Linked DNA regions of Homo sapiens: all the other regions are linked to region 1. A link is a contact called in ENCODE Hi-C or POLR2A ChIA-PET data. All regions are on one chromosome and are shown on one strand. Each heading gives the region's core, a stretch centred on a gene start or an enhancer-like site at or near the end of the contact. The rest is flanking DNA. Distances are from core to core; before and after follow the strand shown. Region 1 holds the start of BDH1 (3-hydroxybutyrate dehydrogenase 1). Region 2 holds the start of WDR53 (WD repeat domain 53). Region 3 holds the start of LINC01063 (long intergenic non-protein coding RNA 1063). Region 4 holds the start of PAK2 (p21 (RAC1) activated kinase 2). Region 5 holds the start of SENP5 (SUMO specific peptidase 5). Region 6 holds the start of MELTF-AS1 (MELTF antisense RNA 1). Region 7 holds the start of MELTF (melanotransferrin).

Region 1 (4,357 bases), core at 591-3,090:
ACCAAACTGACTGCATCTGACCAAGTCCTAGCTGGTTCAGATAACTCTCCCGAGCAGCCTTTTCTAATCCCCTAATTCAAAAATCTTTCGCCCAATCTCCTCCCTTCTGTGCCTCTGTAACTGCACCTACCTAGCCAGGGTCGTATTCGAGGGATTTCTGTTTATAAACATTCACAAGCCCCCATCCTACCACCAATCCCCACCCGGACTGTGAGCACCCTACAGACAAGACCCAAATGTTGAATCACTCTCTTCTTGCTCCTCCGAATATTTATTGTGTGACGCCTGACAGGAAGTAGAGGCTCTGTAAATGTGTATTGAGTGAATATGAAAGCTTCACAAATTTCAAGGGTCAGCTTCCTTGGCGGCCAGGGATATATACGCCCTATGCAGAGCCCGGCTCCAACGCCTCTTGTAGAAAGAAGGACACTGACCAGGACATTTGCAGCGTCACAAAAGATCCTGTCAGCGCGAGGCCTGCAGGCGGCCCTCCATAGTGAAATATGTGCTTCTGCAACCCCTCAAAGTAGGAACTGCAGGGTGACTCTGCATCAGCTGACTACAGGCAGATTTCCAGGCTGACTGGCTGGAAAAGAAAAAAAAAAAACGCGGAGTTCGACGCCGCGCGCAGCACCAAACACTTCCCCAGAAGGGCGCAGCCTGGAGGCGGCCGCGCGCAGGACGCACGCCCAAGGCGCCTGGGCCGCTAGGGACCGACCGGAGCGCTCAAACCCACAGGGTATCTATCAGGCGCGCGTCAGCACGTAAGCAGAGCGCGAGAACGCCCGAGACGGCGGCGCAGCCAATCCCAGAGCAGCGCTCCCCAACGGCCGGCCGGAGGGCGGGGAGAGAGGGGGGCTCGGCCAGAGCCACGCTTCCCATTGGTTGAGACAGCACCGCCCAGCCAAAGCCCCCTTGTCCTCGCGCGGGTGCGCCGCCTGGACTCCCACCCTGGCCAGTCCCGGGCCCACCACCACTCTGGCATCCCCAGCCTGTCCCCGCGGCTCCTCCTCCTTCCCCGGCCCTGTGGCCTGCCTGCTGTCCAGCATTCTTCCCCAGGGCGCTGTGGCGCGGAGGGAGGACTCCCCAAACCCCGGGAACAGAGCCTTGCGGAGGACCCCGGAGGAGGAGGAGGAGGAGGGACGCGGACGGGACTGGGAGATTCGGTCGGGAAGGGGACAGGGCCTAGAGCCCGGGGCTAGAAGGCAGGACACCTGGCTTCGGTCTGGGCTCGGCCTTTGACTACGACGTGACCTTGAGGACGGTTCCTTCCCTTCGTGGGGCCTGGGTCCCCTTCAGTAAGATGCGCCGGCAGGAAACGATGAGTCGTTTCACCTGGGAGCTGCAGGGCCGCGTGTTTAACCCAGGGCCTCCTCCTGCCTGGCACATTATTCCGAATAATAAATGCCAGATCATGCTGCTGGAGACGCCGGCAGAAAAGCCGAGAGGGAGACTCCCTGGGGTCTGGGCGCGATCGGCCATCCTACCCTTACCCCGCTGCGGCCGCAGGGCTCGGCCTGTAGGGCGCGAGCCCCCCTTCCCCACCCGTATCCCGGCTTCGGAGCTAAAGGAACACGTGAGGCCGAACCAAACCGAGTAGAGGGCGCCAGGGAATCCCGCCCGAGCTGCAGAGACGCGGACCCCTCCTCTTACCCAAAACCAAATGGGCAGGGGGCTCCGCTGCAGAGGGCTCGCCGAGGCTCTCGCCTTCACCCGGCGCCGCGCAGGTGCCCGCTCTCCTGCGGGGAGAGCCGAGGGGGGGCGCTGCCGCAGGGTCTTTCTGGAAGCCCCTCCACCAGCACTCCTGCGGCCTGCGGCCTCCGCCACCCGGACGCTTCTACACGCGAAGCGCGCGCTGGGGCTACGCTGGGCGGGGCTCACGGCGGCGTGGCTGTCGGGGGGCCGCCGAGCCGCCTCCTCCGCGCTGGGTGCCCGGCTGGCGCTCCTCCCGCCCAAGGTGCCCTGATCGCTAGGCTCCCGGTGCGGCCGTCTCGCCCCTAAGCCGGGCGCCAGATCCCCCGCCGCCTTCTCGCTCCCCGACCGCTGGGCGGGGGCGAGGGCCAGGGAGATGGAGCCAGGTGCGGAAAGGGTTGCAGCCTCGCGGGCTGAGGCCGGAGGGTGAAGGCGCCGCTCCTTGAAGTGAGGAAAACTCCGGTGAGGAAGAGGCTCTTTCCAGGTCCTGTGCGTGTTGCTGTCTTTAGAGCTCATTAGGGTTGGTTGGTTTTTAAATTTCTTTTGATCAGATGAATTTATTTAAAGGCCGGGGGCGGTGGCTCACGCCTGTAATTCCAGCACTTTGGGAGGCTGAGGCAGGTGGATCACTTGGGGTCAGGAGTTCGAGACCAGCCTGGCCAACATGGTGAAAACCAGTCTCTACTAAAAATACAAAAGTTAGCAGGGCGCGGTGGCGCACGCCTGTAATCCCAGCTACTCGGGAGGCTGAGGCAGGAGAATCGCTTGAACCCAGGAGGCGGAGGTTCCAGTGAGCCGAGATTGCACCATTGCACTCTAGCCTGGGCGACAGAGTGCTCCGTCTCACAAAAACAAAAAAATTAAAGATTTGCTTCTCAGGGTCTTTAAAAATAAATTAAGAATAGCAGTTTCCCAGAGTTTTAATAATAGAACAACGGAGGGCCATCGGCCACAGATAAGGGTTTCCTCCCAACCCCACCCCACTGCGCTATCGCCCTGCGCCAGCACACCTCAGTTTCCAGGATGAGAAACAGGCTGAGGAGAGAAGACACCAGGACACATTAGTGGCGAAGCTACGCGAAAGGAAAATAAACCTTGGGGCCCCCAAATCACTAGGCTAAAGGGGAAAGTCAAGCTGGGAACGGCTTAGGGCCAACCTGCCCCCATTCTACTCAAAATCACCCCCTGCTCACTGAGATAAATGCATATCTGATTCCCCCTTTGGAGAGGCTCATCAGAAACTCGAAAGAATGCGACCATTTGTCTCTCATCTACCTATAACCTGGGGGCTCCCTCCTTGCTTCGAGTTGTCCCACCTTTCCAGACTGAGCCAATGTTCATCTTACATATGTTGATTGATGTCTCATGTCTCCCTAAAATGTATAAAACCGAGCTGTGTCCCAACCACCTTAGGCACATGTCAGGACTTCCTGAGGCCATTTCACTTGCGTGCATTCTTAACTTTGGGAAAATAAACTTCCTAAATTGATCTGGCTCAGATTTTGGGGGTTCACAACTATGTTTAGGTAAAGTACAGAGAAGGAATGAATAGAATGAAGAGAATGAATGAAACTTGCAAATACAGGAAGATGAAAACAGGAGGAGGGAAGTACTGGCATGATGAAGATTTAAAGAAAACTGTAGACCGGGTGCGGTGGCTCACGCCTATAATCCCAGCACTGTAGGAGGCTGAGGCGGGTGGATCACTTTAGGCCAGGAGTTTGAGACCAGCCTGGCCAATGTGGTGAAACCCTGCCCTTCGTAGTGGATGCTTGTAATCCCAGCTAGGTGGGAGGCTGAGGCAGAAGAATTGCTTAAGCCTGGGAGGCAGAGGTTGCAGTGAGCTGAGATGGTGCCACTGCATTCCAGCCTGGGCAACAGTGGGAGACTGTCTCAAAAAACAAACAAACAAATAAAACTGTTGGCTCTGTCTGTCCATTCTGTGAGCTTCTGGAGAGCTAAGGCTATCTCCTTTATCCCCAGCTCCTGGCACATACAGCCTTGAAGACTGGGAGAATCAGGAAGGGAGGATGCACTTAGTTTTCTGTTCCCGTTTCACAGATAGACTCAAGCCTGGATTTGCTCCAGTGACGGTGTTTCAGAACATTAGGCATATAGTACCACAGGGTTAAAAATAAATCACTATACTAAAATTACGCCTTGAGGATTATGCTTTGCTAGAAAAGTAGTTAAAGGAAGAATTCTTCTTTACCCCAAGGGAAAAAACATAGATCCTGACTCTGAGAATTAAACTGAATTGTAGTCCTATTTGCATAAGACAGAAAAGGACATTTGACCTTTCTGAGGTTGTATTACACATCTGGCCTTACATCTTCCCAGCCCAGCTTTGCTGTGACAACCAGGTATGAACAGGTGTAACCTGAGAGCACCTTGCCTCAGCTGCACCTGGTATTCTGCGTCTCTGGCACTGCAACCTGGGACCCTTGCAGGAATCCGCTGTCCACTCTGACACATGAGTAAACCTGGAAGTGCAAAGGAACACCTCAAAGGACAAACTTTGACCAAAGGGCAGGCAGGAACTGCAGGAAAAATACTCTGCTCTTCCAGTCTTCCAGTGGGCAATTCTGAGATATGTTCTATGCAGCTCCTAAAATGATAGCATTCTGTTTGCCCATAGTAGTGACCGACTTGATCAACTCACGAA
Region 2 (4,357 bases), core at 1,201-3,700, 990 kb before region 1:
TTTTGAGACAGTATCTCCCTCTGTTACCCATACTGGAGTGTAGTGGCCCAATCTCTGCTCACTGCAACTTCCACCTTCGGGGCTCAAGTAATCCTCCCACCTCAGTCTCCCAAGTAGCTGGGATTACAGGCATGCACCACCACGCCCAGCTAATTATCTTATTTTTTGTAGAGACAGGATTTCACCATGTTGCCCAAGCTGGTCTAACTCCTGAGCTCAAGCAATCCACCCACCTCGGCCTCCCAAAGTGCTGGGATTACAGGCATGAGCCACTGTGCCCTGCCAGGTGAGTTATTTTGAGAGCATTTTTTTCTTTTTTTTTTTTTTGAGACAGAGTTTCGCTCTCGTCGCCCAGGCTGGAGTGCAATGGTGCAATCTCGGCTCACTGCAACCTCCGTCTCCCAGGTTCAAGCGATTCTTGTGCCTCAGCCTCCTGAGTAGCTGGAACTACAGGCATGCACCACCACGCCCGGTTAATTTTTGTATGTTTGGTAGAGATGGGGTTTCACCATGTTGGCCAGGCTGGTCTCAAACTCCTGACTGCAGGTGATCCGCCCGCTTCGGCCTCCCAAAGTGCTGGGATTCCAGGCGTGAGCCACGGCACCCGGCCGAGAGCATTTTTTAAAAGGGTGAAGTGCCACAGCCGGCAGTTCTCATCAGCCAGAGCGCAGAATGAGAGTACTGAACATGGGGAAGGGGCTTGGTGGGGTGGGTGATGAGCAGGTGAAAGATTTGTAAAAAAGAAAAGGAGGGGTTGAGAAGGGTAATCTTACTTTGAAATTCTACCTGGGGCGCTCAGGAGACGGTCTGCCGTTGAAAGTCACCTCAGCGGCTGGACTAGATTAGTAAGAATGACAACATCGCATCCTTCAAAGGCTCTGCCTCGGCTGCACTGAGACACGATAAAGGCCAGTCTTTAAAAACTGAGTGATCTCTAAACACTCTGCACTAGTCATACCACCACCGTCCCGTTCAAGAGTCTGTGCCTCTAAGGCTGTTCATTCTGTCTAGTTCATGATCCCTTTCTCAGATGGATCAACTCTGCTTATCCTTGAAGACTTCAAAGAAATTAGTGAGAGACAGTCACCATCACCAGAGTCAGCACAGGTCAACTTTTCTCTACAGGCTTGGGGTTTCTGAAGTTGGACTTGATGTGGAGAAGCTGGATAGCAACCAAAATGATTGAAGGGCTGTGGCGCTGGCACTGGTAAGAATGAAAAGAATTAGGGTTACTGGACTTGGTGAAAAAGACATGAGGAGAAGGGACAGGCAAATAATAATCAAACACCATGAATCAGAGGGTAGGGAAGGTAGCCACCGTTCCTTTGCTTTTACTAGAGACTAAGAAATGGATTATACATAGCAAGAAGCTTCAGAAAAGATTTCTTACTACATAAAGGTTCCAAGACATTGGAGTTGACCAAGGGAGTCTGTGAACCCTATTATTTTAATTACTCAGCTCATGGAGTTGTTTTGAGGATTACGTATATAAAAATCTGCGTAAATGACGTAGTATACAGTGCCTGGTTCACACCGTGGCTCAAATGATGGTTATTATTATTCTCTTACTAAGCATGCTTTAAAGGCTGTCGGAAAACTTTGGGGCCACCTAGGAAATCGTAGTATAATCAAATAATGCTGAAATTCTTGTGTGTGTGTGTGTGTGTGTGTGTGTGTGTGTGTGAGGTAGGGGCTCACTCTGTCGCCCAGGCTGGAGCACAGCAGGGCGATTACGGTTCACCTCAGCCTCGACCTCCCGGGCTCAGCCTCCCAAGTAGCTGGGACCAGAGGCGCACGCCACCACCCTCGGCTAATTTTTCTATTTTTTTGTAGCGACACTGCCTCGCAATGTTGCCCAAGCTGGGATGCTGAAATTCTTCCCCTTCCAAGAATCCATCTATAATTATAGCCTCCACGTCATTCTCCCTATTGGAATGTTTAATTGACTAAAACTACATTGCCTTCATCTGCTTACTAAGCGGTGGATCCAGTAAAGACCACATCTTGTCCAAAAGACGGCAGCACTTAATTAGCGCTCAAATGGCACTCGAACGTTTGGGCGAGGGGGTGTTCAGTCGCAGCCACCTTACTTTGCGAAGGCACACAGGGACAGACGTTCGCTAAGTGCCGATACTTAGGGAGAACGAGAGGGCCTGACCAGGTAAAGACGGCCTCCGCTGCCCAAGCTACACAAAAAGGTTGGGGAGCCAGGACCCGGCAAGCAAGGAGAGAAAAGTTTCATGCGTTGAGCTGGAGTCTGAAGCAAGGACCTAACGGACACAGGGAAACGTCACAGGAAAGGGAGCCCAGGAGAGCAGACGCGGAGCCACCAGACCAGAAAAAGGAAAAAGCACTGGAAAACAGCATCGAAGTCACCGGAAAGCAGCATCGAAGCCACCGGCGCCAGCCTCATACCTGCGCTTCCCGCTCCCCTCCTCGGCGCCTAGTGATAACCTCACCCGCCGGCGCCCAATCCCGTCGAGCGTCAGGCGTGAGGCGGCGCAGCCAAACAGTCACATCCGGGGCCGAGAGGAACCGCGAACGAGCTGGGCGTGCGCCCTTGCTTCGTGCCCTCAACCCGCATGGCGGAGCCGCTGGCGCGCCGCGGAGAGGCCGGGCGAGTCGGGCGGTTTCGGCGCCCGCGCTGAGCCGCGGAGGAGGGGCGGAGGACGCCCCTGCAGCCGGTGCGTCTGCCCTCAGTGAGGCGGGGCGCGCGGCGGACGCCCCCGGGCAGGGGCGGGAGTGGTGGAGGCGCCGGCGGTTGGCACTGACAGGGGCGGTGAGCGAGCCGCTCCGGTCTCCGGGCGAGGCTTGGCCTTCCGAGCAGAGACGGCGGGAAGCGGCGGCGGCAGCGGCGGCCCTAGGGCCGGCTGGTGAGGCGATGGCGGCGCCGGCCCCGGGGGCTGGGGCAGCCTCGGGCGGCGCTGGCTGTAGCGGCGGCGGCGCGGGCGCGGGCGCGGGCTCGGGCTCTGGGGCCGCGGGGGCCGGGGGCCGGCTGCCCAGCCGGGTGCTGGAGTTGGTGTTCTCTTACCTGGAGCTGTCCGAGCTGCGGAGCTGCGCCCTGGTGTGCAAGCACTGGTACCGCTGCCTGCACGGCGATGAGAACAGCGAGGTGTGGCGGAGCCTGTGCGCCCGCAGCCTGGCAGAAGAGGCTCTGCGCACGGACATCCTGTGCAACCTGCCCAGCTACAAGGCCAAGGTGAGAGAGCCCCGGGCCACACCGCTGCCCCCAGTCCCGCTCCCCGGCGTCGTTCGCGGTGTTTCTCATCCGAGCTTCTGAGTCAGAAGCTTCGCCTCACCAGCCCGCCTTTCCACGGCTCCAGTCAGTATCTTCCTCACCTCCCCCCAAGATAAAGATTCTCTTTTCTTTGGATCGAAGTTCTGCTCCTTAACCCATCCCACTTCCGTGATCCACTTTTCAAACAACTAGGTAGTTTGCCTCACTCATTCAACTTTTGACAGTTTTCCCCGTTAAAGACAGACCACCACTCTTGTACCTTTTAATGCCCTCATCCTACTTTTCTCCCCGGCCTCCAGATAGACTTCATTATATTAAATAATCCCGGCCACCTTAACATGGGCTTAGTTTCTAAGTTTCTAAGTTTCTAGTTTGCTTTCACTCCACGTTTATCTCATCTTTTCCAAGCTCTGATTTTTAACCATTTGTTTTCATTATTTTCCCCCAAGTTCTCTTTAGTTCCCTCCACTATATTGGAGGCTTACAAGTGAGTGTAGTTCTAGTCATCCTGCTCACTTACAAGATACAGGCTTTTATAGAACGTCCACGGGCACCACCTAACATACTGCTTTGTCCTGCTGTTATTGGCTGTTTCCTTGCTAACTTTTTAATAGTTCCACATTGATGGTGTCTCTCTTTTTCTATTTGTCATCTAACGTGCTGATTACAGTTTCGCTGCATCCTTCCTGCATATTCCGCCCGCCTTCATATACAAAATAAAAATGTCAAGGAACAAGTTGTGGTACGGCTGAAAGGACTCTCAGGCCGAATAAACAAAGGGTCTTGGTCTTGAGTTGAGTTGAATGGTTAACAGCTATTCAGTATAGCAGTCAATCAAGATCATATATAAGAGAAGATAAAGTCTGATTGCAATGTGTTAAACATAATGAATGCATTAGTAACTAAAACGATAACATCCCCCCCTTTTTTTTTTTTTTTGAGACGGAGTGCAATGGCGTGATCTCGGCTCACCGCAACCTCCGCCTTCCAGGTTCAAGCAATTGTCTTGCCTCAGCCTCCCGAGTAGCTGGGATTACAGGCATGCGCCACCATGCCCGGCTAATTTTGTATTTTTAGTAGAGTTGTGGTTTCTTCTTGTTGGTTAGGCTGGCCTCGAAC
Region 3 (4,357 bases), core at 1,332-3,831, 920 kb before region 1:
GCAATTGCTTTTAGCATGTTCACATACTCATGAAACCATCACCACAATTTTAGAACATTTTCATAACCTCAAAAGGAAACCCCATACCCATTACCAGTCACTCCCATTTTCCCCCAAACCCCCAGACCTAGGTAACCACTAATCTTTCTCTCTCTACAGATTTGCCTTCTCTGAACAATTCATGTAAATGAAATCATGTAACATGTGATCATTTGTGACTGACTTTTTTCACTTAGCATAATGTTTTCAAAGTTTGTCCCTGTTGTAGCATGTATCAGTACTTTATTCTCTTCTATGGCTGAGAAATGTTCCACTGCATAGCTGGGCGCAGTGGCTCAAGCCAGTATTCCCAGCACTTTGGGAGGCTGAGGCGGGTGGATCGCTTGAGCTCAGAAGTTCAAGACCAGCCTGGGCAGAAACCCCATCTCTACCAAAAATACAAAAAATTAGTCGGGTGTGGTGGCAGGCACCTGTGGTCCCAGCTACTGGGGAGGCTGAGGTGGGAGGATCGCTTGAGCCCAGGAGGAGGTTGCAGTGAGCTGAGATAGCATCACTGAACTCCAGCCTGGGTGACAGAAAGAGATCCCATCAAAAAAAAAAAAAAGAAGAAAGAAGAAAGAAAGAAAGAAGGAAAGAAAAAGAAAGAAAGAAAGAGAAAGAAAAGAAAGAAAGAAAGAGAAAAAGAAATTCCACTGCATGGATATACTGTATCCACTCGTCAGTTAGTTGATGGACATTTGGGTTTTTTCCACTTCTTGGTAATCATGAATGATGCTGTTCTGAACATTCATGTTCGGGTGTTAGTATAGCATGGCTTCAGGTGTTAGTATAGCATGTCTTCAGGTGTTTGTATAGCATGTCTTCATTTCTTTTAGGTCCCTAGGAATGGAATTTGTGAGCCACCTGATAACTCCATGCTTTTACCTTTTGAGGAGCTGCCAGACTCCTTTCCAAAGTTTCTGCACCATCTTACATTCCCACCAGCAGTGTATGAGGGTCGCAGTTTCTCCACATACTTGTTTTATTTGACCTTTTGATGCTAGGCATCCTAGTGCATATAAAGTGATATGTCATTGTAGTTTTTGTTTTTGGGGTTTTTTTAGACAGGGTTTCACTCCCGTCACCCAGGCTGGAGTGCAATGGCACAATCTCGGCTCACTGCAACCTCTGCCTCCTGGGTTCAAGTGAGTCTCCTGCCTCAGCCTCCTGAGTAGCTGGGATTACAGGCACAGGCCACTGTGCCCGGCTAATTTTTGTATTTTTTTGTAGAGACGGGGTTTCACCATGTTGGTCAGGCTGGGTTTGAACTCCTGGGCTCAAGCGATCCACCTGCCTCAGCCTCCCAAAGCGCTGGGATTACAGGTGTGAGCCACAGCGCCTGGCCTCTCATTGCAGTTTTGATTTGCATTTCCCTGATGACAAATGATATCAAGCATCTTTTCACATGATTACTGGCCATTTGTATACCTTCTGTGGAAATGTGGTAACACCCTTTGCTGATTTTAAAATAGGGTTATTTGTTTATTATTGAGTTGAAATAATTCCTTCTTTTGAGTGTCAGTGACTGAGGTTCGCTGTGACACAGAGGGGTTCTCCTGGAGAGCTATGGCACATGCTCCATATTAAAAGGCAACATGATGCTGTCAGGAAGAACACAAAAGCAATTATAAAAACGTGTTAGTACATATTTATGCATCTTTTTTCTTACTCTCTCTTTGCTATCTATTCTCACAGCTCTAAATATGAATTATTTCTCTAGGTAGAGGCCAAGCATGAGTCAGCTTCTCCCAAGAATCAGTTGCCTGGGCTTCGAGACAGTTTTCTGCCGTATTTTGGGTAATTGTAGTTGCCAGGAGTCTGACTTCTGAGGGTGTCAGGTGCCATTTGCCGTTAAGTGGAGATAGTAGGTTGAACAGGGTGGGACTAATTGGGGCCAGTTTTGAGGAGGTGAATCTTTAGTGAAATCGCCAAGAACACAGTGGTGAGGACCTGGCAGAGAGGAGGAGATTCCAAGGCTGGGGGAATTGGGTAGTGGCGTCTGGGCACTGGGTCCTGTAGAAGGGAATTGGCGAGATGAATGAGCAGGGCTTCACAGGTGTGACTGATCTTGGTAAAGACGGTGAGAAGCCGTGACCAGGCAGGGTGTGCATGGGAGCAGTGAAAGGTCTAAAATTCAGCCTTTGAGCTCAGTGCTAGGTTCATGCTAGTAATTGGTTCCGATAGGTTAAGCTTCCTCTGGTTTGCCGGTGTGAGAAGAAAGAAAAACCTACTCCTCCCTGTTTCCGCCTCACCAGCTTCCCTTCTCTGCCAGCCCCACCCTGCCCCCGGCCCGTGTGGCTAAACTGCCCAACTGCCGATTAAAACCCGCACCTCCCAACATACCTCGCACCACCCAGAGGCCCCGGTCCCCGCCATTCATTCCGCTCCCGGCCGGGAGTCGCTCTAGCCAATCACCTTCCAGGCTCAGGGCGGCCGAGGCAGGGCCTCTGCCTCTTCGGGGGGCCTCTCCCTCCCCCTGCCCCTGATTGTGGCTGAACTGCCACCGCTTGATAGCAAACCACACTCGGCACAGGAAGGAGAACAGCGCCCGCGGCCCCGGGCCTCCATGAAATCAGCAAGGGCGCGCTCCTCCCACCGCCGCGCTGCTGAGCCTCCCGCCTTTCCTTCCGGTCGCTCGCGCCTCGAGAGGCGCCGCAGGGAGCCCTCTGCCGGTCCCGCCCTTCGCTGTTAGCGCTTAGGATCTGGTGCCTTTTCACGTGGGGGCGGGTGGGCGGGAGGCGAGTCTGGGGTCTTCGGGCCGGGCCTCCGCTCTCTGGCAGTTTGCACCTTGCTCCACTCACTGGCCTGCGGTCTGTGTTCACTCCTCCTCCTCTCCCACGTCTCAGGAACCTGCAGCTGGCCCCCGAGCCCGCGCCCTCCCGGTTCTAGGAATTCACCACTTTCTTGCCTTTGTTTGGGTATCTTTTGTTTGGAGCCAGAGCCGGCTCCAAGGAGGAGCTGCCGGAGGGTGCTAGGCTTTTTGCAGAGGAAGTGAGGAGCAGAGTGATAGGGCGTGAAGTCAGAGGGAGCAGAGAAGGGGCCGAATCCAGCGGGGCCCGGATCATGCAGGGCCCGGAGCCTGTGGTGAGGACTCCGGGATTTATATTCACCAATTATGAGAAAGGACTTCTCGGCCGGGCGCGGTGGCTCACACCTGTAATCCCAGCACTTTGGGAGGCTGAGGCCGGCGGATCGCCTAAGGTCAGGAGTTCGGGACCACCCTGGACAACATGGTGAAACTTTGTCTCTACTAAAAATACAAAAATTAGCCAGGCGTGGTGGTACATGCCTGCAATCCCAGATACTTGGGAGGCTGAGGCAGGAGAATCGCTTGAACCCAGGAGGCGGAGGTTGCCGTGAGCCGAGATCGTGCCACTGTACTCCAGCCTGGGCAACAAGAGCGAAACTCCGTCAAAAAAAAAAAGAAGAAGAAGAAGAAGAAGAAAAGAAAAAAGCAAAGAAAGAAAAGAAAGAGGACTTATCAATGACCACAAATGACTAAGTCCTCAACCTCTCCAACAGCTCTAGAGCAAATGACACTTTAGCCTGTGCTGAGCCCCTACAAGGTGCTAGACCAAGTATTCTTGGGGATATATACAAATGTGAACAAGCCAGAGACCCTGCCTGGCAGGACTCACTGTCCAGGGGGAAGGCAAAACTGCAAAGATGAGCTGGGACGCCCCATGGGAAACGCTGGACAGAGTCAGCCACAAAGCCATCCCCTTGCAGCCTCCTCCTTGGCATGGCCTTATTTTCCTTGTTGGATCCCTAGTGTCCTACCCCATGCCAGGTCCCACCCCAGGAGGGTCCAGTTCACACTTCCAGAAAGTTTGGGCTGCACTGTCCCAGCGGCTGTGCCCTTCGTGCTCTCCCGCTCCCAGGACTCTCCCAGCACCGCGTGCCCATTTTCCCCAAGGTCCTTTCGGCCCTGGACCAGACCATGGTTAGTTATGGGTGCCCCTTCCCCTCGCTGTCCCACTCCACGCCCTGGCACTGATAGGACACTTCCATGTTATCTTTGCACCACCTGGACTCTTTGATCATATGTTGATACTGTCGGTGTTTCAGGACAGGAAGAGGCAGTGTCCCCACAGAGGTCAGTCACCGGAGTCAGTGGCTGCGGGAGGCCATGGGCAGCAGGGAGCTAGAGGAGCTGATCTCAGGATTGGAGACCGCCACCTCCTCCAGGAGGAGAAACACGCGGGGAAGAGCCCCCAGCCCCACCCCACCCCCGCACTGCCTTCAGCCTCTGCATTGACCCCTCCGCTTTTCCAGGATGGGCATCATGAGGCGTTGAGTGGTACCAATGTGGGCGGTG
Region 4 (4,357 bases), core at 765-3,264, 820 kb before region 1:
GCTTCGGAAATCCTGTTTATCTGTGAAATCCTTTGAGACCGAGGTTGAGGGTACACCTGTGCAGTCAGGATTTGTATTTGTTTCTTCCAGGCCCCCCAGAACTCCAGCCTGGGACCACTTTCTTGACAAATTTGAACTTTAAAACCTTAGTGAGGGAAAATTCTAAAGGGTTATTAATTCTAAAGGGAAAATTTTCTTCTGCCCTGCAAGCCCACTGCAGGCCAAAGTAAACAAATGTCCTGTGTGTCTCCCTGGGCTAGCATAGGGTTTTTTTTCCCCCCAGTCTGTTCTTGGAGGGTATAGCGCCTTGAATTTCCAGTCCTATGCAGGATCACAGTCCTGACTTCTTGTATAGGCCCAAGTCCTTGTCTTTAGTTTCCTGTGCACCTATTAAAACTCTAGAGATTTCTGAGATAAGTAGGTGCCCTCAACACAACCATGGCTTCACTGCCCTGCTTACCACTCTGGTGTCCTGCCCCTTCTTCAGGTTGAGTGTGAAATTTGGAAGACTGTCAGAAACATTCTATTTTCATTCTTGCAAGTTATGCCTTTGAAAGGATGTCTTATTTATCCAGTGTTTCTGTGTGTTTAATAATCAGAGCATTTTTCAGGTTATCTCTTACTGTGCCATGTTGCTCCTTGATTCCTTTCTCTCCTGTACCCACTGCATCAATTGAGTTTTTTGCTCTACATTGATAGAGAAGCACAATTCCTCTTTCTTTCCACTGCCTTCCTACTTTATTTCCCTTCTATTCTTGCATCTCTATACTCCATTATCCACATTGCAGTCTAGTGATCTTAAAGTGTAAGCCAGGTAACATCGCTTTCCTGCTTAAAAAAGCCTTTTAATGGTTTTTTGTAATATAGACTTTTTACCATGGCATTCAGGATCTTTCATGACCTGAATCTTGTCTGCTGTAGTGTTTTCTTAATAGTACCGCCTTCTTGTTCTAGGCCCCAGCTACACAGGCCTTCTTAACTGACCGTAGCAAGCCCTTTTCTTTCTTCTCCTGCCTGTATTGCTTTTCTCTGGGTGCTTCTTATTGCTGTCTCTTTCTGTTCTTGCCTTAAGTGTCACCTCCTTAACGAGGCCTTCTCCGACCACCCTATCCAAAGTAACCTCGCCAAGTTTTTTCTTATACCAGGTGTGACTACTTTAATTACTGCGTCCTCATATAAGCTCCACAAAGGCTTGGTGAATCGTGTTCACCCTTGCATTTCTTTTGTGTTTTTTGTTTTGTTTTTGAGGCATGACGACTCTGTCACGCTGAAGTGCAGTGGCCCGATCTTGGCTCACTGCAGCCTCCTCCTCCTGGGTTCAAGCGATTCTCCTGCCTTAGTCTCCCGAGTAGCTGGGACTACAGATGCGTGCCACCATGCCCAGCTAATTTTTGTATTTTTAGTAGAAACGGGGTTTCATCGTGTTGGCCAGGCTGGTCTCGAACTCCCGACCTCAGGTGATCCGCCTGCCTCAGCCTCCCAAAGTGCTGGGATTACAGGCGTGAGCCACCGCACCTGAACCACCCTTGTATTTCTGATGCTTAACAGTGTCTAGTCCATATCAGACACTCAAATATTTGTAGAATAAGTGAAACATTGATGAACTCCTCCGTGGATAAAATAGGGAAGTCTTAATTTGCAAGGAGGTGATACTTAATTTAGCAGCAAAATTTTAGTTAAGAATTTGTAAGCAAAAAAGCAAAATGGATAACGGATGAATTCCCAGAAACAAATGTCGCGGAGCAGATGTGTATAACAGCAATCGTCTGTCAGCGTCTTCCGTCGGCAGAGACCTGCTTGGAGACAATGCTGAATTAAATGAGGGACTGGCTGCTCCTCTCAATACAAAGACTACCCAAGGAATAAAAGCAACGTCTATCACCGAACTACTACTCCCAGCGGCCCCCGCGCGGGCCTGCCCATGGGAGGTGGCGCTCGTCTCCGCCCCGGGGAGCTCCGGCTTCGGGGCGGGAGGGGTTCTGGGTTCTGGCCCCGCCCCGCCCCGCTCCCCGCCGTCTTCCTCCCCCAGGGTTGTGGCCACGCGCAGCGGCGGCGGTTGTTCCGCTTCCCCTCCGGCCCGGGCCGTCGCCATTGCCGAAGGCTCCCTCCCCTCCCCTCCCTGGCGTGCGCAGGACTCCGCCGCCGCTGGGCCTAGCGGTAGCAGCGGCTGCTCCAGCGCGGCGTCTCTTCCCGCCCCGCTTCCCCTTCCCTCCCCTCCCCTCCCCGCACCGCGCGCTAGCCCGGGGCGGCTCCGCAGCCCGCCGGGAGCTCTGACCGAGGCGCCTCGCTGGGGCGGGGACCTTGCCTTGCCCGGGGTAAGTGCACACAGGCCGGCCGGCGCGGGACGCAGGCCGGGTCTCTTCCTCCTCCTTCCTTCTCCGTGGCCTGGCGGGCGGGAGCGGCCCGGGACGGCCGACCTGCCCCGCGCGGGGCCGGGGAGCCGCCACCTGCGTGCTGGGAGCCGCAGCTCCTGGGGCGGTGGCTCATTGTCTGCTCCCCAGGGCCGTTTTCTTCGCTGGCTTTAGCCAGAAATGGGAAGCTCGCTGGGCTGCGGAGGTCTGACTCTTCCTGGACCCAGCCCTGCTCTGAACCTCGCGGCACCACGGTCTCTGCCGACTCTCGGTCTTCCCTCCCCTCGCGTTTCACCCTCTTCCTTTGCTCCGTTTTCTTAATGCTGGACCAGACTCTCCGGTTTTGTTCCTTGATTTTTCCTCTCACTGATTCTCAGCCCCTGCTTGCTCGCTCTCTGTTCACCCGTTTCACTGCTCAGGAATATTGTCGCGAGTAGCTTGACTGTTTTCTCAGCTCCAGCCTGTAACCTCTTTTCCACATTCCACATTGGTAAAAACGTAGAGCGTCCCGGGCGCTTGAGGGCCACCGCTTACGAACTGATCTTTCGGAGCTTCTCCTCGCTCCTGTTTGAGCTTCAGCCTAGGGGTGAAATTTGCTTCTTTAGATAACTTAGGTGAAGTTAAGATTGGTTTTTCACCATGTTTGGCTCTCTTGGAAACACACGCACGCACAAACACAAAACGTTGCCACTCAACCTTTTAACTAATTCTTTAAAGATAAGTCATCCAAGAACAGAAGCGTGTCATCGTCAGTGGGTGTGAGGTTGTACCCATCCTTGTATCTTAATTTTAGTAGTACTCTCCCTGGGCAGTGTGAGCGTGATTTGTTGTCCCTTGATAAATAACGAACTCCGGTTGATATCATTATCTCACTTCTGCGTTACAGGCGATGTGTCCTTTCTTTGTTTTCTTTTTTAACCTTTATAAAAAGACAAAATGGTTAGGCCTAAAATTAAACTACGAAGAGCTGTGTTTTGGATCAAGGTTGTGCACGTCACGTTTTTTCCCCTGCTGTGTTCGACTCTTCCGCTCTTATAAGTAGGCAGGATATTGAAATGTACAAGAATTTGCTCTGGGGATTTTGTTTTTGTAGGGTTGTCCAATAGAATAACACTCAGTAAAGTTACATTGGGATGAAGGCAGTGAATAGTAATTTTTAAAGCAGGTTAAAACTTGTCAACTTTGCCAGAAGGTCTGTGGCTTCTGTAAAGCCCACTCATGCTCGTGTATATATGAAGAGCCTTTTTCATGTTCTGTTAGGAGTATGGATTTCAGGCAACTTTTTCACTGTGTCATCCTCGGCTATTAAATCTTTCGAGCTACTTATTAGCCAAGCACATTGATTGACACTTATTACGGAAAGTGAACCTGTAATAGATGTAGGTCTTAAACCAACTTTCCGATTTGGTAACAGGTTGACCTAAATTCAGTGTATTTTGTGTTTTCACTAAGTAGCCCATTGTTACCTTTCCCTCCAGCAAGGCTCTGAAAAAAGTGGCTCCAATACTCAGCTTCAATACTGTCATCATTTCTTAAATAGTAGTATCAGTTGTCCTTAACTTAATGGATGTTTTATTGGCCTGAGGGATTAAGGTGTAGAAAGGTTGGAGTTTTGTTGGAGTTTGAAACTTGGTCTGTAGATGTTGGCTTCTCTGCCAGTTTCTTCTAATCAGCAGATATTTTTATGAAGGAAGAGTTCCTGGGTATTTCACTTCCCTTAGGGCCTTGGTTTATGGTTTACTCTCATTCAGAGAGAGATACTATTCTGGACTCCGTGCTATTTAATACTAACCTTGCAAACCCAAATTCAAAATTAAGTTTATAGTTCGAGTATACAGGCGATAGGGCTCTCTGATCTTTATGATAGACAGGTTCCCAAGTAGATGCGGTTAACAATTAATATTTCTTTTTTTTTTTTTTTTTTGAGACGGAGTTTCAGTTGCCCAGGCTGGAGTGCAATGGTGCGATCACCGCAACCTCCGCCTCCTGGGTTCAAGCGATTCTCC
Region 5 (4,357 bases), core at 726-3,225, 690 kb before region 1:
TGAGGCAGGTGGATCACCGGAGGTCAGGAGTTGAAGACCGGCCTGACCAACATGGTGAAACCCTATCTCTACTAAAAATACAAAAATTAGCCGGGCGTGGTGGTGGGCGCTTGTAATTCTGGCTACTCGATAATAATACTATTATAATAGTATTATCTACCTCAGTAGATAATACTGCTGAGGCAGGATTATCGCTTGAACCCGGGAGGCAGAGGCAGAGGTTGCAGTGAGACGAGATTGCGCCACTGCACTCCAGCTTGAGCAAAAAGAGTGAAACTCTGTCTCAATAATAATAATAATAATCTTACATATGTAATTGGTGTCTCGGAGAACAGGCATAGAGAATGCAGCAAAAACCATATCTGAAGAGATAATGATTGAGAATTTCTCAAAACTGATGCAAGACATCTACCCACAAATCAGAGAAACTCAATGATATCCAAGACAGATAAATACAAAGAAAACAAAGATAGGGCACAAAATAAATGGCTAAAAATCACTAACAGGCTGGGTGCGGTGGCTCACGCCTGTAATCCCAGCACTTTGGGGGGCTGAGGCGGGCAGATCACGAGGTCAGGAGATCGAGATTATCCTGGCTAACTTGGTGAAACCCGGTCTCTACTAAAGAAATACAAAAAAAATTAGCCAAGCGTGGTGGTGGACGCCTGTAGTCCCAGCTACTCAGGAGGCTGAGGCAGGAGAATGGCGTGAACCCGGGAGGCAGAGCTTGCAGTGAGCCGAGATGGCGCCACTGCACTGCAGCCTGGGCGACAGAGCGACACTCCTCTAAAAAAAAAAAAAAAATCACTGACAAAGAGAAACTGTTAAAAAGAAGTGAGAGGGCCTGGTGTGGTGGTTCACGCCTGTAATTCGAGCACTGTGGGAGGCCCAGGTGGGAGGATCACTTGAGCTCAGGGGTTCAAGACCAGCCTGGGCAACATAGGGAGATGTCATCGCTACAAAAATAATGATAGTAATAGTAATAAAAAATTAGCCGGGCGTGGTGCAGGAGCCTGTGGTCGCAGGTACCCTGGAAGATGAGGTGGGAGGATCGCTTGAGCCCAGGAGGCAGAGGTTACAGCGAGCCTAGGGTGTGCCACGGCACTCCGGCTTGGGCGAGACAGCAAGACCCTGTTTGGAAAAAAAAAAAAAAGAAAAGAAAAAAGAAAAAAAAATCAACAGTAATTGCAGCCATTGCTTAGAACTAAGACTAAACAAAGCTTTTGTTTGGAAAGGAGTACTTTTTCATTAACATTGTTTAGAATTTTCTGACACATGATGATAATTAAAAGCAAACCATCCTGCAGTTGGCTTCGGTATTGTTTTTATCTTCTCCACCATCAATGCATATCCTTACTGCCTACACAGGCTCTCAGCAACGCACTGTTGGTTTTCCATTGCAGTCACCTCCACTTTATTCTTCCAGATCGAGTATGTTCAAAACTGAACTCATCTTCCGCCATAAATCTGCTATTATTATGTTTTTGCCTGTCAGGACATCGGCTTATAATTTTGGAAAGCATTCACAGTTGGGGCGGGTAAGACATAGATAAAGAGGCCAATCACAATACCAGGGGTAAGATCAATAGGAAAACCAGAGAGCGGACGCCTGGGCCAGGCCTCACAACGTCCAGAGCTGGAATGGGTCTTTTGCTTTCGGCGCAGGGGTGACGGGATCAGCGGAGGGTAGGGGTGTACACTAGCTGCGGTCTGATTTAGCCCTTTTAGGTTAAAAGCTGGAGAAGGGGCTGAAGTCTCAAACGCGCTTAGCAGCTCCTGAACGCGGTTCCCATCCCAGCGCGTTCTGAGGGAGGCCGGGGCTAAGGACGCGGTGACGGGCGGGGGCGGGGCGGCCCCGGGTCGGGAGGCGGGGCGGGAGCGCCGGAAGCGGGCGGTGCCAGGCCCAGCCTCGCAGGCGGAAGGGCGCGGAGGAGGTGACGCGATAGGCCAGCGCCGGCGTCGCGGCAGCCGCTTCAGAGGAAGCTCGGCGGCTGTGGCCGCGGCGAACAGGCCGGACGCCTCGTCGCTGGCGGGGCTTCCCTTGGAGCTGACGAAGGCGGGGTCCGCGGTCCAGGCTGCTGCCGCGACGGGGCCGGCGGCGGGGCAGCTGCCAGGAACGAGGGTAGCAGGTAAGCGGGGACGCGGGCAGACGAGTGACGGACTCAGCGATCGCCTGGCGGGGCTGGCTGGGGCCATTCCCGCGCCGGTGCGCCACCTCAGCGCCCGGTCCGGAGGCCTCGAGCCGCCCTCCCCCGCCCGAGCTGGAGGCCGCCGTCCGTCTCGGCCACAGCCTCCCTTTCCGGGGGAGGCGAGCGAGCTCGTCCCGAGGGGCCGCTGCCCTGCGCTCTCGCTCCAGCCGGGCTGTGCGTCGCAGGCACCGGGAAGCTGGCGCCCCCCAGCTCCTCCTGAAGCCGGGAAAGCTCTGAGAGGAGGAGCCGCTGTCACAGGCCTCCAGCTCCGGCCGCCGTGGAAGTCCGGGGTTTTTATTTGCTTAGACCGCTCTGCCTCCTTCCGGCCTTCGTTTCTTTCCTCGCGCTCCCCGGGACCCTTTTCCAGAGAGCCCGGTTGGGCATGAGCGCGGTGGGAGACGTCTTTTCCCTTCGGTCTGCTCTGAGCGGTATCAGCCTCCGCTCTACGCCCTGTGGCCACTCTGTCGGGGTGGAGGGATGCGGAGAGGATGTGGGAGTTTTGGACTTAGAGCGAGAATAGCCGAGGTGAAATCCTACCCTGCTCTCTGGTAGTGTTTTTCATCTCATGCTAGATAGACATTTCGACCTTTTTCACCGCAGGTAAAGTGGGACTTTCTTCTACCAATGTAAATTATAATGTTTGGAGAATTAAATGAAGAAAGCAGACGTTAGTTATGAAATGTTTTGAGAATCTGGTTAAATTTAATTTAAGAATATCCAGGACACTTCATGATAGGTTCCTACTTATGTTTTTTTTTTGCATTTTGCCCGGAATAACTAAGCTTGGTATGGAAAAGGTTGCCTAGAGATGCCAGGCGCTCGTGTGGTCAGAGCCTAACTGCAGTCTCTGTTTTGGGTGGGCAGCATCAGGAAGAAACCAGACTCTCTCCTAGCCATCCACATGTCTCACGCTTATTGATGGCATATTATTGGTATATGAGGGATGGCTTATATCAGTTTTGATCTTTACTCAAGATAGCTTTTTCCCAGTGCATCTTTTCTAGGAGAAAAGCTTGGTATGTAGAGGAGGGTGCTGGGGAGGGGGGCTTCATTTACACCTGGGCTCACAATTTTTTTTTGGAGGGGGGACAGGGTCTCACTCTGACACCCAGCCTGGAGTGCAGTGGCGCGATCTTTTCAGCTCACTGCAACCTCCTCCTCCCAGGTTCAAGCGATTCTCCTGCCTCAGCCTCCAGAGTAGCTGGGATTACAGGTGCCCGCCATCGCGCCCGGCTAATTTTTGTATTTTTAGTAGACATGGGGTTTCACCATGTTGGCCAGGCTGGTCTCGACCTCCTGACCTCAAGTGATCTACCTGCTTCCGCCTCTCAAAAGTGCTGGGATCAGCCGGGCGCGGTGGTTGACGCCTGTAATCCCAGCACTTTGGGAGGCCGAGGCGGGCAGATCACCTGAGGTCGGGAGTTCGAGATCAGCCTAACCAACATGGTGAAACCCCATCTCTACTAAAAATACAAAATTAGCCAGGCGTGGTGGCGCATGCCTGTAATCCCAGCTACTCGGAAGGCTGAGGCAGGAGACTAGCTTGAACCCGGGAGGCGAGGTTGTGGTGAGCTGAGATAGTGCCATTACACTCCAGCCTGGGCAACAAGAGCAAAACTCCGTCTCAAAAAAAAAAAAAAAAAAAAAAAAAGGTGCTGGGATTACAGGAGTGAGTCACTGCGCCTGGGCTATATTACTTTCTAAATCAGCCTTTTTTTTTTTTTTTGGTAGGCCATTATGTGAATCCTTCAAAAATCATAGAAAAATTGAAATTTAACAATATTTTGCTTTTATTCTAGCTTGTCATAAACCCAGTGCTCTATACACAGGCCTGCCTTTCTGCCTCCTTCATCCTGGCATGCATGGCCATTTACTTTGTGTTATTAGCCAGCTTCCTATGGAGCTCAGTTTGAGAACGGGGTTCTGTGCTTCTCTAGTTGCCAAACATCTGATTGAAGTAGATCACCTTGGCATTTGCGATATTAAGCATGTCTTTGCGAATTTTTAGTTCCTTTTTCTTTTCTTGGTTAGATTGTACTCTGTCACTGATTTAAAGAATTTGGTAGACGCTCAGAAAGGGTCAACTGGTAAGGTGGTCACAGTGCTTTACATGTATTTTTCTTACCTATTATGGTGAAACCCTTGTGACTTTTTTTGGGCGTGGGTAA
Region 6 (4,357 bases), core at 1,152-3,651, 550 kb before region 1:
ATCTCTCCCAGGAATTCCAAATTGAAGACAAGAAAACAGGCTCTGGAGTAATAGCAGTAGTGACAGTGAACATCCTTCCTGCACCCACCGTGTGCCAAGCACTGTGCTGAGTGTTTTGTGTCTTAGACTCTATGCCATGTGCCAAGCACTGTGCTGAGTGTTTTGTGTCTTAGACTCTATGCCGTGTGCCAAGCACTGTGCTGAGTGTTTTGTGTCTTAGACTCTATGCCGTGTGCCAAGCACTGTGCTGAGTGTTTTGTGTCTTAGACTCTATGCCGTGTGCCAAGCACTGTGCTGAGTGTTTTGTGTCTTAGACTCTATGCCGTGTGCCAAGCACTGTGCAGTGTTTTGTGTCTTAGTCTCTATGCCGTGTGCCAAGCACTGTGCTGAGTGTTTTGCATCTTAGACTGGATCTTCACAACCACCTCACCAAGCTGGTGATCGTACTGTGTGTTTTTCAGATGAGGGGCTAGGGTGCCCAAAGGTTAACTTTCCTTTCCAGAAGTTCAGGGTAGGGAAGTGGTAGCATGAGGCGAGCTGGAGTGACTGTGCAGCTGAGACTCGTCCATGTGATGCAGAGACAAAGTCGGTCAACTCTGGCCATCCAGGTCCCCAGGAATTGACTGGCTTTGTGATAACTGAGCCGACTTCATGGAAAATGGCCTGTGTGCAGTGGTGGGCAAGACCTGGCTCTGGGAGATGGCCACAGCGGCGAGGGGTGGTGGTGTGGGGGCCAAGTGAAGCCATGAGAGAGGGAAGCAGAGAAAACCTCCCCTTCCAGAGGGAGAGCAGAGCACTGATGAAGACCAGCCGGGCCCACCCCCACCTCAGTAGATACCACAGAGCACCCACTGTAGGGTCTCTGGGAGATCCGCTCCCCACGCCCCCCTCCAGTGAGTTAGCAGCGAGCTTGCCAGAGAAAAGATGTGGGCCGCTTATTTTGGAGGTGTGGGGCAGGGGGCAGCAGAGAAGTTTGCACCCTTCTCTGCACCCATCCACAGAAGGGCAGACACCCCAGAGCCTGATGGGGTGGAGGCAGCTGGAATGTGCCAGGGCAGCGGAGGCCCTGCAAGAGCCAGAGAACCAGTCCAGGTCGAAGAAGGGCGCGGGGGGCCTCACTGACTAGAGGATGAGAGTGGTCCCTGACTGGCTCTTGGAGAATGGAATCTGCCCTTCTCGGTGGAGCAGGTAGGCCTTTGAGTGCCTAACAAAACGAAAGAAATCGGCAGCAGAAGTTTCTATCAGGGTCCAAGCCTCTGCATGTGCTGGCTTGTTTGGCTTTATTTTAGAAACCAACCAACATGTTTCATTAGCACTGACACAGCAGGGGTCCCCTGCTGCCACCTGACAATCCAGCGTCACTTACACTGCACCCACGCAGGCCACACCTTCAATGGCCACGGCACGCTAGCCCAGAGTTAGCCACACAGAAACACACTTCTCACCGCACAAAACTCCCTTTTGAAAAAACCAAGCAATCGTCAGGTCGGAGGAGAATCACTAGCCCCCCACAGCGAGAGGGGACAAAGCTTGGTGGCCGAGGCCCAGGTCCTTGTGGCCCCTCCCGGTGGGGTGAAGGTGCCCGGGACTCCTCGGGGTTGCATGGCTACAGCCGGGGCGCTGCCAGGGCCTCCTCTGCGGCTGAGAGATGGAAGGGATCCTTCCCGACGCCCGCAGGTGGGGGCGAGCCACCGGGAACCGGGCCTGTCACCAGCATCCCCGAGCCCCCGCAGACCGGAATGCAAATGGCTCCGCGCCCACGCGGCTCCCGGTCTGCTGACGAGGGCTGCCTGCTCCCATTTCTTCTCTTCCTCTTCATTTTTTTTAAGGGCTGCCAGTTCTGGAAACTTTTTCTGGCTTCTCAGACAACTGTGGCAAGATGGAGTAGAGAGAGGCCCCGGCCGGGCGCTTTCTGCTGCCTCGCGGAGGGGCGGGCACGGGGAGTGAGGGGTCCCCAGGCCCAGCGGGTGCGGGGCCGGGTGAGGAGACGGAGCTCACCCCCGTTCGGAACCCAGAAGCATGGCGGGTCCCCACGCGCAGCCCTTCAGGGGCCTCGGGAGCCCGCGGCCTGGGTCACCTCCGGCTCCCTTCAGGCGGGGGGCGGCTGCTGCCGCCAGGCTCGGGCGTGGGTGCGGGCGGTGGGCATCCCACGGGGGTAGGGGAGGCGAGAGCCTGAGGAGACTCGGGAGGGGGCCCGTGGACGCGGCTGGCCCGGGATGGAGCTGGCGCGGCCACAGTGGGGGACGAGGCAGGGCACGCGGCGTTCCCCGGGCTCGGCCTCCCTCCCAGCGCACGGGCGGTCGGAGGAACTGGAGCCCCCACCCCGGACACGGTCCCGCGGGCGAAGGCTTCTCCCCGTCGCCCCGGTCCGGCCTCCCTCCCGCCGCCGCCAGCAGAGGCCGCTGTCCCACGCGCCGGGTCCCGTTGGCGCCGGGGCCTCCTGGGACGGCCTGGCCGCGGCCTGCGGGTGTAGGCGCCTCGGCGGCCACCGCGTCCCCAGGGGGCCTCGCGGACGGGGGCGCGGGGCTGCGGGGAGGAGGCGGGCGGGCCCCTCGGGCGACACCGCGGGGCGGGCGGCGGGAAGCCCGGACTCAGCGGTTTCCTGGGCAACCGGCCTCCTCCGGCGCGGCCCGCGCGGCTCCAGGTGGCGGGAGGCGGCGGTTGGCGGGAAGGGCCGCGCGGGCCCGGGGGCGGCGCCTCAGGTAGCAGCGCCAGGTGGCGCCCGTGGGCGGCGGGGCTCCCGGGGAGGCGCCTGCTCCCGCCCACGCCGGGCCCGGCCTTCGCGAGCTTCCTTCTGGATTCCAGCGCGAAGCCGCCGCGGAAACTCCCCGGGCGGGCATCGGAGCTCTGGGGCGGGGCGGCCGGGCTCAGAGGGCGGGCGGGAGCAGGCGGGCGGCGAGGGCGGGCAGCAGCAGCGGGAGCAGGGGCGCCCCGGGCGCCGGGGCCGCTGGGGACGAACGCGGCGGGTCAGGCCCCGAAGCCCGGGCCGCGGTGGCCGCCTCAGGCGCCCGCTCTGGGGTGGGGGTGGGGGCATCTTTCGGGACCGAACTCGCCGCAGCCTCCCTCTTTGTGCTCCTTTCCCCTGCTGCCCTTCCAGATGCGCTCTTTCCAGAAAGGCAGCACACGCATGTCTCTGCCGTGGCCCCAGATCCTCCCCGCGCCGCCGTTTTGAGCGTTCACACTCATTACCCAGGTCCGTCTGGGAGACCCGCCGGGCTCCCGCCCTCCCGGCCCGCAGCCTCCTGGCCAAAATCCTCCCGGGACACCCCACCTGGACTGCTGCGAACGGGCCTCCACCCGCCTCCCCGGACCCGCAGCGCCCCCCGCTCCCTCAGGGTTCTGGGGTGAAGGGGTCTGAATAGCACCAGGGGAGGCGGCAGGGCGGGCCTGTCCTACCTGCGCCCGAGCACTGCTGAGACGACATCCCTTCCAGCGCCGCCACGTAGTCCAGCCCCAGCCAGCCGCGGTAGGTGGTTTTCTCTCCGACAGGCACCGCCCGGACGGTGGCATCCTTGAAAAGCAGGTCTTGGCCATGATAGTTGGAGGAGTCGAACATTTTGAACCCGTTCTTATTGTGGTCGTCTCCAAACAGGTCCTGGAAGCACCGCAGGCAGACGACCTGCTCCTCACTGGGCTCAGGCAGGGTCACCCGCCCAGTGCCGCTAGCTGCAAATTGCTTTACATACAGTGACCCAAAGAGCAAGTCATTTCAGGGCCCCACCACTCTGATTGGAAGTCATAAGCTTGACAACTGATTGGCCTCTGTCACCCAAGCGGGTGTGGGGACACTAGGCCCGCAGGTGCCACTGGAAGAGGCGTTCAGAAGCACTGCGGTGCTCCAGCTCCTGGATGCAGGTCTGAGGCCTGAGATGTCCAGGAAGAAAGACCCAGAAATGAGGGATGGTGTGGGTGGGATTCCTGAGCGTTCTGCTAGGCCTGCTGAGCACTTCTTGGCCTTTTCCATAAGGCTTTCTCACTCTGTCTTACAGATATCTCCCCACAAACCTAAACAATTTCGAGAGGGACTTGTGTTCTGCAACCAGTCACAGAATATCAGGTGAGCTGGGCGTGTCTTCACTGACCCACCCGCCCAGGGATGCTGCACTCCTCTCCACCCTGCTCAGAATCACTAGAATGACCGTTCTGTGGCTACAGCCCTAAAAGAGCTACTAAAAAGACCAGAAGTAGTATGAGAACTTATGAATACGAATATAAATAAAGGACATCTGGAGAACATGCATGAATGTCTATGTAAAGTGTTAAGTACTGATCAAGGAGGAACGAAGGAGTCAGGTGGCTCTCAGTCTTTTTGGAGGGACTCGCAGATCCTCCTGAAGATCTGATGAAAGCTGTCAGC
Region 7 (4,357 bases), core at 1-2,500, 530 kb before region 1:
CACCTTCTGTGTTGAAAGTAAACCCCCTTGTAGAGAGCCTGAGACACCCACATCCTCAGTGGACTTCTGCTTATGCCTCAGGATCTGACCGGGTCAGAGTCCCCGAGAGCTCCCAGGCTAGGGGCCCAGAGGAAGGGGTGCTGGAGCCCCTTGGGGCCGATGACTTTCAGGCCTGAGCTCCTCTGCCATTCACCCTGCCCCAGCCAGCACTGCCAGAGGCCTGTGCAGGAGGGAGGGAAACGCATGACTCCGCCCGAAACCAGGTCACCCTCCCGTGGCAGCCCCACCAGCCCAAGGGCCGAGACTGAAGCTTCCGCCACAGCCCTCCCCTCCCCACTCCTGGCGGAGGCCTGGGAAGTCGAACTGCCCTCCCCTCCGCAGCGCTCCAAGCCCCCCACCACCCAGGCGGGAAACTGCAAAGTTCAGACGGGGCGGGGGTGGCGGTGGCTTCATCGTTTGCATTGATGAGTGCGTCGCCTGCGGCCACAGCGGTGCCACGAACTCCATCCCCTCGGCGGTCGCCGCCCGCGATCCCCGCGAGCCGCTCCCCGAGGTCCCGCCTCCCGTCCCACCATCCCGGGCCCTGACTCCCCGGGGCGCCGACGCGAGGGGACCCGGCCTCCGTCTCCACCTCCATCCCTGCATGTGCCAGAAACCCCCGGGCGGACTCCCGCGCCTGCCGGTCAGTCCCTCTGAATCTTCTCCCGCGGGGGCTCGGGAGAAAGAGCTGCTCCGAGCCCCCAAAGTCTTCCTGAGTTCCTGCGCCCGTCGGGAGGGGCCGCCCTCCGGGAGCTCCTCTCCACACCCCGAGGCCTCCCCACCACGCCTCAGCCCGCGCTTCTCCTTGGAGCGTCGGAAGCCTCGGGTGTTCGAGGCCGCCTCCTCCAAGAAGCCTTCCAGACTTCCCCGTCTGCGCTTCAGTGCTAGTTCCCTCCGCCGTCCTCACTCGACCCCGAGCCCCTGCCTCCCCCGTCTCACTGCCCCGGAGCCGCAGGCTCAGGCACATTTCCAGCCCCGGGACCTGCTCAGCCGGGCCGCGGCGCCCCGGGACCCCCGCCCGCCTTTGGCTCTCACAGCGGGGCCTCACCGGTGCGCAGAGCCAGGAGCAGCCACAGAGCCCCGCTCGGACCCCGCATGGCGCCGTCGGGGCTGGCTGGGGCCGGGCTGGGGCTGGGTCCGGGTCCGAGGAGGTCCGCAGCAGCCGGGCTTCCTCCCTGCTCCCCCTCGCGCTGGCCCGAGCTCCTTAAGTGCGGCCGCGAGTTCCCGGGCGGAATCCACGCCCCTGGGGCGCAGGTCACCTCCCGCCGACCCCGGACCCCGCCCCTGGGCGGCCCCGGCGCGCCCCCTGCTGGAGGCCTCCCGCTCGGGCCCGGGCGCCGCTGCTCGGGGCTCTCGCCTCAGCCTCCTACCCCGCGTTCCAGGGTATCCTCCCCTCCTCGCGCCCTAGAAAGACTCCAGATACCGTGTCTAACTGGAGAGAGAAAAGCTCAGACGTGGAAGGAAGGAGAGGTCAGAATCCCAGAGTCGGGGCTGGAGGGCAGCTGGAGGATGATCTCATTCACGCAGCAGCTCCCTCCCAGCACAGCTGCACAGAGGATCTGGGATACGGGGGAGCCCAGGCCGAGCGCCCTGGCGAGGGGGGAGCCGGGCAGGGGCATCTCGGCCACAGCTGCACAGAGGATCTGGGATACGGGGGAGCCCAGGCCGAGCGCCCTGGCGAGGGGGGAGCCGGGCAGGGGCATCTCGGCCACAGCTGCACAGAGGATCTGGGATACGGGGGAGCCCAGGCCGAGCGCCCTGGCGAGGGGGGAGCCGGGCAGGGGCATCTCGGCCACAGCTGCACAGAGGATCTGGGATACGGGGGAGCCCAGGCCGAGCGCCCTGGCGAGGGGGGAGCCGGGCAGGGGCATCTCGGCCTAGCCGACTGCCTCTCCTCGGGCCTAGAGACGGGAGGTGACTTGCCCGAGTCAGGCATCCAGTCAGTGGCAGAGCCAGCTGATTGGAAGGTGAGAAGAGGACCAGAGAGGAATTGGAGGAAGCGGAAAAGGAGAAACAGGCGGAGAAGGGGAGGAAGAGAGTGAAGAAGGTGAGGGAGGAAAGGGTGGGTTGACCGTATTTCTAGGACAGTGGTTCTCAGTGTGGTCCCTAGGCCAGCAACGTGAGCATCACCCTGGAACTTGCTGGAAATGCAAGTGCTCAGGCCCCACCTCCGACCCACTGGATCGACAGCTCTGGGGGCGGGGCCCACAATCTGTTTTTATTTCGGGGCACAGCAAATGTTGAGAACCACTGTCGCAGGCGGGCAAAAGCGGCACTCCCCATGTGGTTGGGGATGCGGGGAATGAACTGAAGACATTGTTAGTCACCTGCCTCCATTTAGGCCTCACCTTTATGTCATCAGCCCCTCTGAGACTCAGAAATGATGTCTCTCTCTGACATGGGTAAGTACAACAGTGAGAGAGAAGACATCCCTCTGAGTTTGTCTGTCCTTGAGCTTGCTCTGCGCCCTGGGGAAGGAAGGCCTCCCTCCTATGGGGCCATGAAGCTACTGCTTATCACACACTGGATCAGGGGAAGGAACATGGGCTGGGCTTCAGGAGACTCGAGCTCTACTTTTTAAAAACCAGCGACTTACAGACCCTGGGCGAGTTCGTCGCCCTCTCTGGGCTTGTTCCCCACATGTAAAAGGTAGGTCATGATGGCCGTGACGTGCCATACTTTCCGTCTCCTGTCTGCTCTGGAGGACTTGTGCTGTGGAAGCTGTTTCTCCATCCCCCCAGATGGATCCCTTCTTCCTAGTTTGCACAAAGGTGCCGAATGGACTAGCAGGCAGCCTTGCTAGAGGGGCTGATGGCTTGTCCTAAGAAGATGGAATAAATAGAAGAGTCCTTAACAAGCCTCGTTCTCCTGACCACGAGGATAGAAAGGCTCAGTTGGCACACTCCAGGAGCCACCAGATGACTGGCAGGATCTGTTTGATGACTAAGTCCTTCCTTTGGCAAAACTCCACGTGACGCTGATAGGGAGTGAGAACAACCATAACCTAAGAGGTTTGCTGGGCTCTTTCACAATGAAGTTCTTCCCTTATCTCTTGGGTGTCATTCAGCTGTGACTCATCAGTGAACTTGCTGCCTCTGGGTTCTCAGGGATTCTACATCGGGCCCGTTGGCCCAGGGTTGGCATGAACGCGCATCACCTTTGTGGAATGGGGAAGTCTGCCTCAGCTTGAGCCAGGATTCTGCCATTTCTGGGGTCCGGACATACTTGGGTGTGCCAGAGAAATGGGTGGGATGTAATGAGAGAGTAATAAGCCAGTAGTTTAACCCACAAACAGCCTTCTGGAGGAGCAGAAGCTGAGGTTAGTTTGGTCCCCATTCTAGACTCATATTGAGATTAGAGGGAGAGCATACAGACTAAAGGAACTGGTTTCACTGACACTTCGATCAGATTCTGGGGCCTAAGCAGCTCTGCCTGAGTCTCCCTGACCCTACCCCATAATATGAAATAAAAAGAGCTCTTCTCCACTCTTGCCAAAGACACAGCTCTGGCTCTCCAAGGATTCAGAGTGCCCAGAAGCATTGAGCTTGCTTGTCAGGGAATCGAGGAACAGTACATCCCATGGAGGGAATACACTACAGGCAGCCTCAGAAAGTGGGGGCCTTTGACAGGAGACTGAGAAGGTCCATCAGCAGGTAGTGGCTAATGAGCCAGCAAAGGGTGAAATCCTTTACCCAAAACGAAGTAAAATATTGTACTTAGGAAAAAATATTTTTCAACAAATCATAATTTCTGTCTGTCTATTTCTATGGCCCGCAATGTCTTTAAGAACAAGCCAAATAGTTTTTATTCTGGGGAACCCTTGGAAGGCTGGTGTGCCCTGAGAAAGTTTGGGTGTGAGCACCTGCAGTAGTGTGATGTCAGAGGATGTTACGCTCTTGCTGACTGGTTGGGGTGTCAGCACCTGCAGTCGTGTGATGTCAGAAGATTTTACACTCTTGCTGACTGGTTGTGGTGTGAGCACCTGCAGTAGTGTGATGTCAGAGGATGTTACCCTCTTGCTGACTTGTTGGGGTGTGAGCACCTGAAGTAGTGTGATGTCAGAGGATGTTACACTCTTGCTGATGGGTTGGGGTGTGAGCACCTGCAGTCGTGTGATGTCAGAAGATTTTACACTCTTGCTGACTGGTTGGGGTGTCAGCACCTGCAGTAGTGTGATGTCAGAGGATGTTACACTCTTGCTGACTGGTTGGGACATGAGCACCTGCAGTAGTGTGATGTCAGAGGATGTTACACTCTTGCTGATGGGTTGGGTGTGAGCACCTGAAGTAGTGTGATGTCAGAAGATTTTACACTCTTG

Evidence for each region. Hi-C counts contacts between places; a loop is a spot of excess contacts on that map. ChIA-PET counts read pairs that join two places held with the same protein, here RNA polymerase II (POLR2A). Pooled maps may share reads with other maps.
Region 2: a loop to region 1 is called in a map of naive thymus-derived CD4-positive, alpha-beta T cell, with 36 times the contacts of the local background. The contact joins the promoter of WDR53 here to the promoter of BDH1 in region 1. A Hi-C loop is called at or near these places in 1 of 168 maps with a recorded cell type or tissue (naive thymus-derived CD4-positive, alpha-beta T cell) and 9 of 50 pooled maps. POLR2A ChIA-PET finds 5 or more read pairs at or near these places in 1 of 52 experiments (activated CD4-positive, alpha-beta T cell).
Region 3: a map of naive thymus-derived CD4-positive, alpha-beta T cell shows a loop between it and region 1 (5-fold over the local background). The contact joins the promoter of LINC01063 here to the promoter of BDH1 in region 1. A Hi-C loop is called at or near these places in 1 of 168 maps with a recorded cell type or tissue (naive thymus-derived CD4-positive, alpha-beta T cell), 1 of 37 single-sample maps with no recorded cell type and 8 of 50 pooled maps.
Region 4: a map of naive thymus-derived CD4-positive, alpha-beta T cell shows a loop between it and region 1 (14-fold over the local background). The contact joins the promoter of PAK2 here to the promoter of BDH1 in region 1. A Hi-C loop is called at or near these places in 1 of 168 maps with a recorded cell type or tissue (naive thymus-derived CD4-positive, alpha-beta T cell) and 7 of 50 pooled maps.
Region 5: a loop to region 1 is called in a pooled map, with 6 times the contacts of the local background. The contact joins the promoter of SENP5 here to the promoter of BDH1 in region 1. A Hi-C loop is called at or near these places in 1 of 37 single-sample maps with no recorded cell type and 7 of 50 pooled maps. POLR2A ChIA-PET finds 5 or more read pairs at or near these places in 2 of 52 experiments (MCF 10A and activated B cell).
Region 6: a map of chondrocyte shows a loop between it and region 1 (5-fold over the local background). The contact joins the promoter of MELTF-AS1 here to the promoter of BDH1 in region 1. A Hi-C loop is called at or near these places in 1 of 168 maps with a recorded cell type or tissue (chondrocyte) and 10 of 50 pooled maps. POLR2A ChIA-PET finds 5 or more read pairs at or near these places in 1 of 52 experiments (GM10248).
Region 7: a loop to region 1 is called in a pooled map, with 8 times the contacts of the local background. The contact joins the promoter of MELTF here to the promoter of BDH1 in region 1. A Hi-C loop is called at or near these places in 1 of 37 single-sample maps with no recorded cell type and 7 of 50 pooled maps. POLR2A ChIA-PET finds 5 or more read pairs at or near these places in 1 of 52 experiments (H1).

The regions. Positions count from the first base shown.
Region 1 is chr3:197,554,128-197,558,484 of GRCh38, forward strand. BDH1 (3-hydroxybutyrate dehydrogenase 1) reads right to left here and starts at 1,841. Exons shown (of 8, transcript NM_203314.3): 1 at 1,654-1,841; 2 at 435-586.
Region 2 is chr3:196,566,104-196,570,460 of GRCh38, forward strand. WDR53 (WD repeat domain 53) reads right to left here and starts at 2,451. Exons shown (of 4, transcript NM_182627.3): 1 at 2,416-2,451; 2 at 774-1,204. It overlaps FBXO45 (F-box protein 45), which reads left to right and starts at 2,557. Exons shown (of 3, transcript NM_001105573.2): 1 at 2,557-3,199. The coding sequence starts at 2,882. RefSeq lists enhancers at 593-1,792, 3,810-4,357 and silencers at 2,514-3,053, 3,175-3,469.
Region 3 is chr3:196,630,006-196,634,362 of GRCh38, forward strand. It overlaps LINC01063 (long intergenic non-protein coding RNA 1063), which reads right to left and starts at 2,582. Exons shown (of 2, transcript NR_132101.1): 1 at 2,383-2,582; 2 at 1,499-1,640. RefSeq lists an enhancer at 2,250-3,004 and a silencer at 2,394-2,473.
Region 4 is chr3:196,737,843-196,742,199 of GRCh38, forward strand. PAK2 (p21 (RAC1) activated kinase 2) reads left to right here and starts at 2,015. Exons shown (of 15, transcript NM_002577.4): 1 at 2,015-2,315. RefSeq lists a silencer at 1,806-2,595.
Region 5 is chr3:196,865,945-196,870,301 of GRCh38, forward strand. It overlaps SENP5 (SUMO specific peptidase 5), which reads left to right and starts at 1,976. Exons shown (of 10, transcript NM_152699.5): 1 at 1,976-2,129. RefSeq lists a silencer at 1,753-2,332 and an enhancer at 2,984-3,485.
Region 6 is chr3:197,000,505-197,004,861 of GRCh38, forward strand. It overlaps MELTF-AS1 (MELTF antisense RNA 1), which reads left to right and starts at 2,402. Exons shown (of 4, transcript NR_038285.1): 1 at 2,402-2,469; 2 at 3,098-3,466; 3 at 3,593-3,855; 4 at 3,990-4,240. MELTF (melanotransferrin) reads right to left here. Exons shown (of 16, transcript NM_005929.6): 15 at 3,397-3,595; 16 at 1,236-2,947. The coding sequence ends at 2,868. RefSeq lists silencers at 1,901-1,980, 2,131-2,920, 2,961-3,360.
Region 7 is chr3:197,028,567-197,032,923 of GRCh38, forward strand. MELTF (melanotransferrin) reads right to left here and starts at 1,251. Exons shown (of 16, transcript NM_005929.6): 1 at 1,088-1,251. The coding sequence starts at 1,136. RefSeq lists silencers at 514-693, 884-933, 984-1,473 and enhancers at 1,007-1,643, 1,644-2,280, 2,668-3,867, 2,972-3,266.